Linked DNA regions of Homo sapiens: region 2 is linked to region 1. Evidence: chromatin loops called from intact Hi-C (ENCODE). Cell type or tissue: CD4-positive, alpha-beta T cell. All regions are shown on one strand. Each heading gives the region's core, and the rest is flanking DNA. Links, peaks and the distances in the headings are about the cores only.

The links. Peaks named below come from ENCODE experiments on the same cell type or tissue, not always from the same donor. Only the 100,000 strongest peaks of a DNase experiment are listed, where the experiment ranks them.
Region 2: a loop joins it to region 1, with 2.4 times the contacts of the local background. A loop is called at or near these places in 11 of 110 quality-filtered maps.

The regions. Positions count from the first base shown.
Region 1 is chr6:85,533,982-85,540,518 of GRCh38, forward strand. It overlaps SNX14 (sorting nexin 14), which reads right to left. Exons shown (of 29, transcript NM_153816.6): 16 at 4,857-4,883; 17 at 2,811-2,943. Among named protein-coding and RNA genes, the nearest start is that of SNX14, 57 kb to the right of the region's middle. In CD4-positive, alpha-beta T cell, for the core only: CTCF peaks have their summits at 3,214 (motif pointing left) and 3,413; no DNase peak of the experiment used is centred there.
Region 2 is chr6:85,666,159-85,672,695 of GRCh38, forward strand. No RefSeq gene overlaps it. Among named protein-coding and RNA genes, the nearest start is that of SNORD50A, 7.9 kb to the right of the region's middle. RefSeq lists an enhancer at 3,052-3,573 and a silencer at 5,839-6,039. In CD4-positive, alpha-beta T cell, for the core only: no CTCF peak of the experiment used is centred there; a DNase peak (open chromatin) is centred at 3,773; H3K27ac peaks cover 1,384 bases.

The DNA.
Region 1 (6,537 bases), core at 922-5,921:
CTAGCATCAACTCCAAGTTTTCTTACATCATCTGTATATGAAAATATAATAGGCCGGGGACAGCGCCTATAATCCCAACACTTTCAGAAGCTGAGGTGGGAGGATTGCTTGGGCCCAGGAGTTTGAGACTAGCCTGGGAAACACAGAGCAAGTAGGCACTGCTGCCAAATGATCACAACAAGGGTTCTGAAAGATAATGTCAGGCTGGGCGCATTGGCTTTCACCTGTAATCCCAGCACTTTGGGAGGCCAAGGTGGGTGGATCACCTGAGGTCAGGAGTTCAAGATAATGTCTCCTAAGTCTCCAATAAGACATCCTAAATGTCCATCTTAGGATCACAAACCAATTTAGGATCACTCGGCAGTGAAACTGGAAACTTCTCTTTTCCCTCAACTTCCTAAACAAGACAAAGAGGATTCCCCAAGGTCCCACGGCTTAGAACTAGCACAGTGTCTTCTAAATTCTAAATGGCATCATCTTAGTCTGCGTTAGCACCTTACTGTCCCTGAGTTTTCCCTTGATAGTATTAAACATTAGTTTGCCTGCTTCTCCAACTTTCTGTTACTACTATCTTTAATCCCAATCAAGAATTTCCTTCTTCCTTGGGTCACTATAAAACAAAGCAAACTCTCTCAGCTTTTTAAAGATAGCCTCCTATTCCTAAAGCTAAAGTACAACTTGTGTATCAAGCAATTGGGAAGGCAAAAAATAAAAAATACATCTTCTTCCACAAAAAATTATGTTTTAAAAGTTCATAATAACACGGTTAAATACTTTTGTTATAATATCGAATAGAGAAAAGATAGCAAACTATATATAAAATGTAGTCTACAGGGGTGAAAAGGGAAAGTTTTTTTTTTTTTTTTTAAAGAAAATCACCAAACTATTAATAGAAGCGGTTTCTGGGTGGTAGATATGCACGTACGTGGCATTTAAATTTTTTCCACTGTTCTATATTATTAAAAAACTGAGAATATGCTTAAAATTAGAAAACATAAACATTATTTTGAAAAAGACTTTCTCTGATCTACTTTCTTCTATCCATACTTTTTTTTTTTTTTTTTTGAGACAGGCTTTTATTCTGTTACCCAGGCTGTAGTACAGTGACACAAACATGGCTCACTGCAGCCTTGACCTCCTGAGCTCAACTAATCCTCCCAAGTAGCTACGACTACAGTTGGGCACCATCACACCCAGCTAATTTTTTAATTTTTGTAAAGACAGGGTCTCACCATGTTGCCCAGGCTGGTCTTGAACTCCTTGGCTCAAGCAATCCTCCTGCCTCAGTTTCCCAAAGTACTGAGATTACAAATATGAGCCACCACACCCAGCATAAAACTACCCACACCAAGGCTGGGTGCAGTGGTTCACGCCTGTAGTCTCAACACTTTGGGACTACAGGTGGGTGGATCACGAGGTCAGGAGTTCAAGACCAGCCTGGCCAACATGGTGAAACCCCATCCTTACCAAAAAAAACCACAAAAATTAGCTGGGCATGGTGGCGGGCGCCTGCAACCCCAGCTACTCAGGAGGCTGAGGCAGGAGCCCGGGAGGCGGAGGTTGCAGTGAGCTGAGATCGTGCCATTGCACTCCAGCCTGGGTGACAGAGCAAGACTCCGTCTCAAAAAAAAAAAAAAAAAAAAAATTACTACCCACACTTACAGGGAAAAAATAAAGGCATAAAAAAACGGCTTTATTTGAATTAATAAAAAAAGGTTTAAATAAGATTTTATTCCATTTAAATTATTATGAAGAATCAGTGACCCTTACATGAAGGCAATGGGACAAAGGTCAAAAGGAAGGGGTAAAGAAAAGGGTTTACTCCTGTCACCCCACCTTTCCTCCTTCTTGGTCATCATCAATCCAATCAGTACTAAACACCCCTTTTATACCCACGTTAGTGAATTTCTTAAAGCCGAGGTCTACGTCTTAATCATCTTTTCATCCCCAGTGCCCAGGGTCATTAAAAGGCAAAATGAGAATCCAAGATCTCTATTCAATAAAAATAAAAAGTACAAATGAGACAATACTTGCCTTTATGGGACTATGTGATAGGAAAGACAATCATAACACGTAACTTGAAATACATTATGGTATAAGCTTTAACATACGATATAATAGGGACACAAAAGGAGGAAATGTTCAGTTCAACTTGGGGATTTGGGTAAAGGTTTATGGGGAACAGTTGCATTTTGAAGGATGCCTATGAATTTTCTAGGTCAATACACAAATGAAGGGCATTTCAAGCAGGACAAAAATACAGAGAAATAAAATAGGATGGTAAGTAAAATGTTTATATAAGTCAACTGGAAATCTTGTTAAAATGCAAATTGATTCAGTAAGTCTAGGATAGTGCCTGAGATTCTGTATTTATACAAGCTTCCAGGTAATGCCAATGCTGCTTGTCAACAGACTGTAGTTTAAGTAAGCAAGGAGTTAGAGCATCTATTAGCAACTCTGTATACCTGGAGTACATGGTGGGAAAAAGGTAACATCAGAATTTGAAGCTTAACCAAAAGACGGTAAACTGCTTGACTATTAGAAGTATCTCAGCTTAACAGGAACTATTCTGCCTTAATAAGCAATAACACAGTTCTCAGGAATTTTAAAAATTAGATTCACGTCATGAAACTATCACAACTAATGAAAGAATGAGAAATACAAAGGAAGTCTGAAGTAAGAAGATAAAGGTAAAGTATTAAACAGAATACACAGATTCTCCAAAAAAAGGAAAATAATGAGTATATCTAATTTTTATGTCATAGTAAGTCTGAAGTTATAAATAAATCAAATTGATACATTTTACTTACAAAATCATCTTCACCTTCAGCTACACCATAATTAGGCAACATAGCTCCCTCCATTGTGGTACTTTTGAATACTCCTTTAATTTTGCTACCTATTCTGCTGATTCCAAATGATTCTCCCCTTTTCTGTGTGTTCCTGAATATTAAACAAAAATGTATCAAGTACATAGCAAATTATCACAACAGTCTAGTTTATTGAAAACCATTATTAAAAAAAAGAAAAACAGTTTTGAAAATGATAAACTAAAGGTATAGCTAACATAACTTTTGGAGTTTTCATACACGGATTAAGTATCAACATCTCAGAAGTCAAAAATGACACAGTATTTAAAGTTTAAATTTGGTGGATGAATAAATGGGACAATATTTATTTATAAACACTCAAAATTTACCTAGTATTAACTTCAAAATATTAACAGGATTAGAATTTTTAAAAGATGAGAGCCCCCTAGTGGAATATAGTTCTTATTGCAATATTTCAAAATAGATTAAAAAATGCTTAAGATCTGTTCAAAACCAAAAACATCCCTTTAGAGTAACTGGACTAAAATTATGCGACAGAAAAAAAAAACATTAAACTATTACTTTCTCAGTACTTCATTTTCAGATGGAACTTTAAGAAAAAGAATAGTGCCAAAGGGAAAGGTTAGCAATGAGCACAGGGATAAAAGCAAATGTAGCCCAAGGAAGCAGTCTGCTCTGCCATAAATATTAAATGTTGGTTTTGCCATTTTTTTAAGCTGAATTTCTGAAAGCAGAAATAGCTGAAAAGCAACAAGACAAATAAGCCAAAAGTAGCAAAAATGTCCGTTAGCCTGCTACCCAATGTTTCAGCAATTAAAACCGTAACTTTTATCCAATTTAAAAGTCATGCTCAAGGCCAGGCACAGTGGCTCACACTTGTAATCCCAGCACTTTGGAAGGCCAAGGCAGGCAGATGACCTGAGGTCAAGAGTTCGAGACCAGCCTGGCCAACATGGCGAAACTGCGTCTGTACTAAAAATACAAAAATTAGCCGGGCGAGGTGGCAGGCACCTGTAATCCCAGCTACTAGGAAGGCTGACACAGAAGAATCACTTGGACCCGCAAGATTGCACCACTGCACTCCAGCCTGGGCAACAGAGTGAGGCTCCATCAAGAAAATATATATAAAATAAAATAAAGTCACGTTCACTATGTAATACTGCTCTTACAACCGATATCCAAATAAAAATAACTACTTTAAAACCTGAGAAAGTTTGTTTTGAATGCTTAAGTGTATAGCTATTACTCCTATGAGAAAAATTAAGTTATCTACTGAAATAATACAATTACAGAAAGAAAATTAATCAAGTTTCAAATACACCAATATGTAGTAATGTGTATTTTACACACATCCAAGAAGTAAATCAAACTTCTGGAAAAACACTAATAATAAGTAGTAAGCAGTAAAAGGGGTACTTAAACTAGATTATTTTATCTAAACAAACATACAATTAGGGTTTTTTTTAATCCAGAATTGTAGACACAATTGTCCTTGATTTAAAAAACATTTCCCAAGACATAAAAATGTTAACAAAATATTTTTAAAATCTCTAGACTCTAGATAGTTTATTCCAGTCTCTACAACATGGATACTATAAAACAATGGGGGTTGTTGAAATCTAAAAACTCTCACTTATGATTATTATGCCCAGAAATACAGAAACATCATACTTATTTTAAAAAAAGTTCTTTAAACATAGTTCTAAAATTAATTTAGCAAAATCAACAAGAACAAAAATGAGTCAACAGCCTTAAAATACAAGATACTGACAAATTAAACAATGAAAATATCTTTAAAGTATCAGGACATTTTTATTTTATGATGGCATATCATGCTATTTCAAAAAGGAGGTATGTAGAATAAAAGTAGGTATTCATTTTAAAAGATTATCCTAAATAACTAGGATATAATGGCAGTTAATACCACAGTGTTCCATTTTTTTCCTTTTTATTTGTATTAGGTTGTTCACAATGTACTTTCTAAAAACATTTAATACTGAAAAGAATCACATGCTCAAGACTTACCGAAAATCATCCAAACTTAGGCTACCTCTGCAATAACAGGTATGTGAAATAATATAAGGAGAGGAAAGAAAGAAAGCCCAGATATTATATAAACTTCATTTTAGAACACAAAACAAAATTTAAAAGCTTCAGAAGTTACACAGGTGTATAACATTCATTTTTGCAAAGGGAAGAAATCTTCATGAATAAGGTGATAAAGGTAAGATAAACGCACATAGCTGTCTTTTGTGTTTGGATGAAGTCTACATTACTAAAAACGGTTCTTAAAAATTAAATATGTTTTCTCTTGGGTGACATGGAAAAAAATTAAATATATCAGGAAATAACTGACTTTTTTCTACATAATTAAAAAAGGTTCTTAGAAATTAAATATCCAGAAATAATTCTGTCTTTTCTTTGTCCTTAGGCATACCATTTCTTTCATGCAGTGGAAAGTATGCAGAGACTGAGCCACCAAAAACCTGGCATGGCACAAAAAACAAACCCATATTTTCCAACATTAAACTTGTGTTCATGTTAGACAGAATCATTTATGCTTCACGTTTTTAGGTTGAGTAAAAAAATATGTTTTAAGCTAAGAAGCACAGTTAACAAAAGATCTCTAAATATTAAAAAACAAAAGTTGTACTTTAAGTATACAATGAAACAGAGAACATGATAAATAATATGCATTAGAATTTTACTTTGAAAATATAAAATGTAGACATAAAATATATGAATACATATTTTATGTAATTTAAGTCATGTAATAGCAAATTAACAAAGCTATTCTAAATTTCCAATGAAAGAATGTTAAGAAACTCTTTTAACTTATTATATATAGGTAAATAAATCATTAAGTATCACAGAAGCAGAGTCCTGACAAGACTGATAGTTAACTATTAAAATCAGATCACCATAAAGAAAAACATACTTTAAAAAGTCATAATCAGTATCCAGAATGAAAAGAACCCATATAACCTGTCTTTTTTATATTTTAAAGCCAACAAAATTAGTACCTTAATATGCTGAAAATAATCAAGTGTTCTAAAAGTAGCCAAGAAGGCTTTTCATCTCTGAAGTTATGACCTTGACTTAGATTTAACCACGAAGCAAGCTTTTTATTTTATTTTATTTTATTTTATTTTATTTTATTTTATTTTAATTGAGGCGGAGTCTTAGTTGCCCAGGCTGGAGTGCAGTGGTGCAGTCTCAGCTCACTGTAACCTCTGCCTCCTGGGTTTAAGTGATTCTCCTGCCTCAGTCTCCCAAGTAGCTGGGATCACAGGTGTGTTCCATCGCACTTGACTAATTTTTGTATTTTTAGCAGAGACAGGGTTTCACCATGTTGGCCAGGCTGGTGTTGAACTCCTGACCTGAGGTGATCTGCCTGCCTCGGCCTCCCAAATTGTTGGGATTACAGGCGTGAGCCATCACGCCCGGCCATCTACCAAAGCAGGCTTTTAAGGTCACAGAACCACTTCCCCTTAAATGGTCCTAGAAAAGGGCATGTCATTAGCTCCACGTCCTGGTATGAAACTCCAAACATCTTATGTCTATAAACAGGGATAAATTCTACCTGCTTCTCAAGTATGCCAGTACATTTGAGGAAACTCCTTGGAAAAGAATTCAAATGCAAGAAAAGGCATGTGGCCTGGGCAAAGAACGCTATTTTAAATAGCATGAATATGATTTTTGTTAA
Region 2 (6,537 bases), core at 739-5,738, 130 kb after region 1:
AAATATTAGGAAAAGAACAATTAAAAATAACAGTACAACAATAAGAAATGACAAATAAAAATACAGCAACTATTTACAACATAGCATTTACATTGTATGTATTAGTTTTTTTTTTTTTTTTTTTTTTTTTTTTTTTTTTTTGAGACCAGAGACCAGGTCTTGCTCTATCACCCAGCAGCTGCAGTGGAGTGGTGTGATCTTGGATCACTGCAACCTCTGCCTCCAGGGCTCAAGCGATTCTCCCACATCAGCCTCCTGAGTAGCTGGGATTACAGGTGCATGCCACCATGCCTGGCTAATTTTTTATTTTTATTTTATTTGAGACAGAGTCTCGCCCTGTCACCCAGGCTATAGTGCAATGGTGCAGTCTCAGCTCACTGCAACCTCTGACTCCTGGGTTCAAACAATTCTCCTGCCTCAGCCTCCCGAGTAGCTGGGATTACAGGTGCCCGCCACCATGCCCAGCTATTCGTTGTATTTTTAGTAGAGACAGGGTTTTACCACGTCAGCGAGGCTGGTCTCACACTCCTGACATCGTTGGCCTCCCAAAGTGCTGGGATTACAGGCATGAGCCACTGCACCGGCCTTATTTTTATATTTGTAGAGATGGGGTTTCACCATGTCGCCCAAGCTAGTCTCGAACTTCCGGACTCAAGCAATTTGTCTGCCTTGGCCTCCCAAAGTAGTGGGATTACAGGCGTGAGCCACCGTGCCTGGCCACATTGTATTAGGTATTATAAGTAATCTAGAGATGAAAATTACTTAAATTACAATCATGCACAGTATAATTACCTTTTCTGGCCAAAGATGGACTTCATACATGATAGCGGTTCCATAAGATTACAATGCACTATTTTTACTGTATCTTTTTTATGTTTAGATACATATATAGTTACTATTGTTTTACACTTGTCATAGTATTCAGTACAATAACATACTGTACAGGCTTGTACGTATATATATAGACACATATATATACACATATATCTCAAACCATCCTTTGCTGGCATTAAACTCTCCAGCTGTAAGTTCTTCACCTTGTCAAGTGCAGTGGGAGCACTCCAGCACTTTGGGAGGCTGAGGTGAGAGGATCACTTGAGTCCAGGAATTTGAGACCAATCTGGGTAATAGAGAGAGACCCTGTCTCCACAAAAAAAGGAAAAAAAAAAAAAAGCCAGTTGTGTGTGGTGGCATGCACCTGCTAGTTGCAGCTACTTGGGAGGCTCCTGGGCTCAAGTCATCTGTGTGTCTTGGCCTCCCAAAGTGCTGGAATTATAAGTGTGAGCCACCACTCCCTGCCGTGCTGGTTTTTTTGTTGTTTTTGTTTGTTTGTATTTTGTTTTTTTTGAGATGGAGTCTTCACTCTGTGGCCCAGGCTGGAGTGCAGTGGTGCAATCTTCACTCACTGCAACCTCCGCCTCCTGGGTTCGAGCGATTCTCCTTCCTCAGCCTCCTGAGTAGCTGGGATTATAGAAGCCTGCCACAAAGCCTGGCTAATTTTTGTATTTTTAGTAGAGATGGGGTTTCACCATGTTGGTCAGGCTGGTCTCAAACTCCTGACTTTGCAGGTCACATATTTTTTTAACTGAAGGTATCTGATAGACTTAACTTATTCGAACGTAGTGGCTCACAATGTTGTGTTTACTGATATGCATAGAAACACCCAATTTTATTAACAGTTATAGCTAATGCATAATGACAAGCGCTATATTAAACATTTTATATGCATCATTTCTTTTCTTGTTCTTCCTTTTTTTTTTTTTTATATATGTAGTCTCCATCTGTCACCCAGATTGAAGTGCAATGGCGCGATCTAGGCTCACTGCAACCTCCACCTCCTGGGTTCAAGTGTTTCTCCTGCCTCAGCCTCCCGAGTAGCTGGGATTACTGGCACCTGCCACCACGCCTGGCTATTTTTTGTATTTTTAGATTTTTAGTAGAGATGGGGTTTCACCATGTTGGCCAGGCTGGACTTGAACTCCTGACATTTGGTGATCTGCCCACCTCGGCCTCCCAGAGTGCTGGAATTATAGGCATGAGCCACCTCATCTGGCCTGCATTATTTCATTTAATGCATGTAAAGTATCTCTAAAGCATATGCTCTGACTGGAATACCCTGAATTTAATCACAAAGAGAACATATGAGAGCACTGTGGAATCATGAAGACATTATATATCTATATGGACAGGTGGGCTACGTTTCTGGCAGCAGGAAACGGCCCTGTTCTGTTACAGCACTAGCCACAACACAATAAAACCAAATTATGAAGAAACACAATATCTTTTGTTAGAAATTAAATCAACTTAAAAAATTCACAGATTAAAAAAATTTTATTCTATAAATTTCAAACATGTACAAAAATAGAGAAAGAGTATAATAAACTCCAAAGAGCCCATCATCCAACATTAACAATTATCAACTTCAGGCTAATCTTGTTTCATCTCTACCCTTCAACCACTTCCTTTGTTTTCTGTATTATTTTGCAACAAATCTCAGACATCAAATCATTTCATCCATAAATAACTCAGTATATTTGTCTAAAAGATACAGCCTCTTGAACAACAAAAAGAGCCACAATGCCATTATCACATCTAACAAAGTCCCAATTATTTTTTAATACATGAAATAGCCTGTGTTTAAACATATATCTCATAAATTCATTTTTTAAAACAATATTGAATGAGAATCCAACTGGGATGCAAACATTGAGAATGTTGATATATCTTTTCAGTTTCTTGATTTGTAGGTTACCCATTCATCTCGTTTGGTTGGTTTCTTTCCTTGCAATTTATTTGTTATAGAAATCATTTGTAGAGTTTTCCATAGTCTGGATTTTGCTGATTGTATCTTTGTAATGTAGTTTAACATATGTCTTTGTAATCTATAAATTAGTAATTATATCCAGAGGCTTTATCAAATTCATATTCATTTTTGTTGTTTTCAGACAAGAGTCTGAAATAGGCAGAGGCAAATTCTTTCTTCAGGGACATATAATATCTTATCACCTCTTTTTTGGATGTTAGCAGTCATTGATATTTATTGCCTATACATTAATTCATTAGAATGTTGCAAAATGATGATCTTCTAATTATGCCAATCTTTTTTCATTGTTAACTGGAATATATCAATAAAGACAAACTTTTTATCACCTTTTATTTGGTTATGTCAGTACAGTTGGTATTGGAAAGTCCCTTTATTTGCAGTTCTGAAACTGATGATTAGCATCCTTTAACACTTATATTAAATTCAGTTTTTTAAAGTATCATTCTGAATTCATAGATTTGAAGACATGTCTTTTTCTCTATTTTTTCTCTATTACACCTCAATAATAGTCAAATTTTCTATCTTTGGAAAGTGAGAGACTCTCCAAGTTTACTCCTGAGTTCCTTTTTTTTTTGAGATGGATCTCCCTCTGTCACCCAGGCTGGAGTGCAGTGGCGAGATCTCAGCTCACTGCAACCTCCGCTTCCCGGGTTCAAGCAATTCTCCTGTCTCAGCCTCCTGAGTAGCTGGGATTACAGGCACCCGTCGCCATGCCCAGCTAATTTTTGTATTTTTAGTAGAGATGGGGTTTCACCACGTTGGCCAGGCTGGTCTCAAACTCCTGACCTGAAGTGATCTGCCTGTTTTGTAATCCTTGCTGGGATTACAGGCGTGAGCCACCGTGCTTGGCCTCCTGAGTTCTTCTAACACAACTCCAGCAGTCTTGCTACCTGTTATAGCAACGTACAACAAGCTCATCTTGTACATTTCCTGTCTCAGATCTGTTTCCTTTTAGTGGTAAGTGGTATTTAGAGGCCACAATCTGGGCCCTAGGGGTAGGGTTCATAGATTTTGATGTGTATGAATCATACTTGGAGTTTCTGTGTTTTCTTTCACAGTGGTTCCCATTTGACTAAGAATGAAATCCTTTCAATGACCCATTAAGCCCTACATAAGCTGCAGGCCTTGCTTCCTTTCTCACTATGCATGCTCCTTCCTATGGGCCACTGCTATGGAAATGCCCTTTTCCCAGATATATGCACAGATCAATCTCTCACCCTCTGTTAGGTGAGAGATTGAGCTATGCACATATCTAAATCTCTGCTTAATTAATCTCAACTTTTCATTGAAGCCTATTCTGTCAACCCCATTTACTTCAATTGCCTCTCAGATGAGAGAATCCCCATTTGAAACTGCAACACTAATTATCTCCCCAAACCCACTCCCAATGTCTCATATTCTATTTTTTCTGTGTCATTTCTCATTTTTTAACATAGCTTATAATTTATTTATTATATAATGTCCTTCTCCTCTTCCTACAATGTAAGCTCCACAAGGGCAGAGGTTTTTGTTTGGTTCACTACTGTATCTTTAGTGCCTAGGATAGTACCTATACATGGTAGGCATTCAGGATATTTGCTCAATGAACAAATGAATGCAAACCTTGGTATATTTCTGAATCATCACACACTTAGTCTATCAGTATGGTTCAATCTCCTGAGGAACAGATTGAATTGAAAGCAAGCAATATCCTTCAAGAAAGTGAGCTACATCAATATGTGGGGACAAGTCCATGAATTTCAAAACTATCCTGACGTTTCTGGGCATGAGGCCAAACTCAGAACAATGTTTGTGTCCCTCCCTCCCTCCTTCCCTCCTTCCCTCTCTTCCTTCCTTTCTCTTTTTCTCTCCCTTCCTCCCTTTCTCTCTCTCTCTCTTTCTTTCTCTTGAGATGGGGTCTTGCTGTGCCTAGGCTGGTCTTCAACTCCTGGGCTCAAGCGATTCTCCTGCCTCAGCCTCCGGAGTAGCTGGGATTACAGGTGTGTACCATCAAGCCAGACTAATTTTTGTATTTTTAGTAGAGATGGGGTTTCACCATGTTGGCCAAGCTGGTCTTGAACTCCTGACCTCAAGTGATAATGCCCGCCTTGGCCTCCCAAAGTGCTGGGATTACAGGCGTGTGCCACCACGCCCGGCTGCTTTTTTTCTTTTTTTTAAGGGCTAGTCAGTGTACATTCACTTTCGAAAAAGAAATGTAACATAAACTCAGAATCTCCATCAGCAATGAAATTCAAGTCAGAATTACGATGTATCTCAAGGAGTACACCTTACTATTGCTCCAGAGTAGTTTACTGTGTTTAATGCTTTATGTTCTCATTGAAGCAATTAAACTAATCAACTATTAGCAACAATTCCCAAACTGTACTTTTGTTATTTATTTTGTTTTTTGAGACGGAGTCTTGCTCTGTCACCCAGGCTGGAGTCCAGTGGCACAATCTTGGCTCACTGCAACATCTGCCTCCTGGGTTCAAGCAATTCTCCTGCTTCAGCCTCCCAAGTAGCTGGGATTACAGGTGCGTGCCACCACACCCGACTAATTTTTGTGTTTTTAGTAGAGACGGGGTTTCACCATGTTGGCCAAGTTGGTCTCGAACTCCTGACCTCAAGTGATCTGCCCACCTTGGCCTCCCAAAGTGCTGGGATTACAGGTGTGAACCACCGTGCCCGGCCTTAATCAACTACTTTTATACAAAAGTACAGGTTAGGGCCGGGTGCGGTGGCTCACGCCTGTAATCCCAACACTTTGGGAGCCTGAGGTGGGCAGATCACGAGGTCAAGAGATCAAGACCATCCTGGCCAACATGGTGAAACCCTGTCTCTACTAAAAATACAAAAATTAGTTGGGCGTAGTGGCATGCGCCTGTAGTCCCAGCTACTCAGGAGGCTGAGGCAGGAGAATCACTTGAACCCGGGAGGCAGAGGTTGCAGTGAGCTGAGATGGCACCACTGCACTCCAGCCTGGCGACAGAGCACGACTCTGTCTTAAAAAAAAAAAAAAAAGTGGTTGATTAAAATTATTTGGTATAGGTGTGGCCACTCACATCAATAATCCCAGCTACTCAGGAGGCTGAGGCAGGAAGACCACTTGAGGTCTGGAGTTCAAGACCAGCTTGGGCTACACAGTGAGCTCTCATTTCACTGCTTAAAAAAAAAAAAAAAAGCATCTTGGTGAGGAGACTCACATTTGTAATCTCAGCACTTTTGGAGGCCAAGGTGGAAGGATCACTTGAGGTCAGGAGTTTAAGAGCAGCCTGGGAAACATAGTGACACCCCATCCCTATAAAAAGTAATACAAATCAGCTGAGCTTGGTGGCACATGCTAGAGGATCTCCTGGTTATTTGGGAGGCTGAGTGGGAGGATCCCTTGAGCCCAAGAGTTCAAGGTGGCAGTGAGCTATGATTAGGCCACTGCATTCCAGCCTGGGTGACAGAGTGAGAACCTGTCTCTAAAATAATTAATGATGATAATAATAATGATGTTATTTGGCCTATATTTTTGTTACTGCTCATATCCATATTTTTAATGTACTCAATGTGTTTTTATTGATGGTATGGCCTTCAGTTATGAAAAATATGGATATAAGCATAATAAAGACACAGTGCAAATAACTTTAAATAACTTTTTCTTTTTTTTTTTTTGAGAAAGGGTCTCACTCTTGCCCAGCTAGAGTGCAGTGGCACAATCATAGCTCACTGCGGTCTTGAACTCCTGG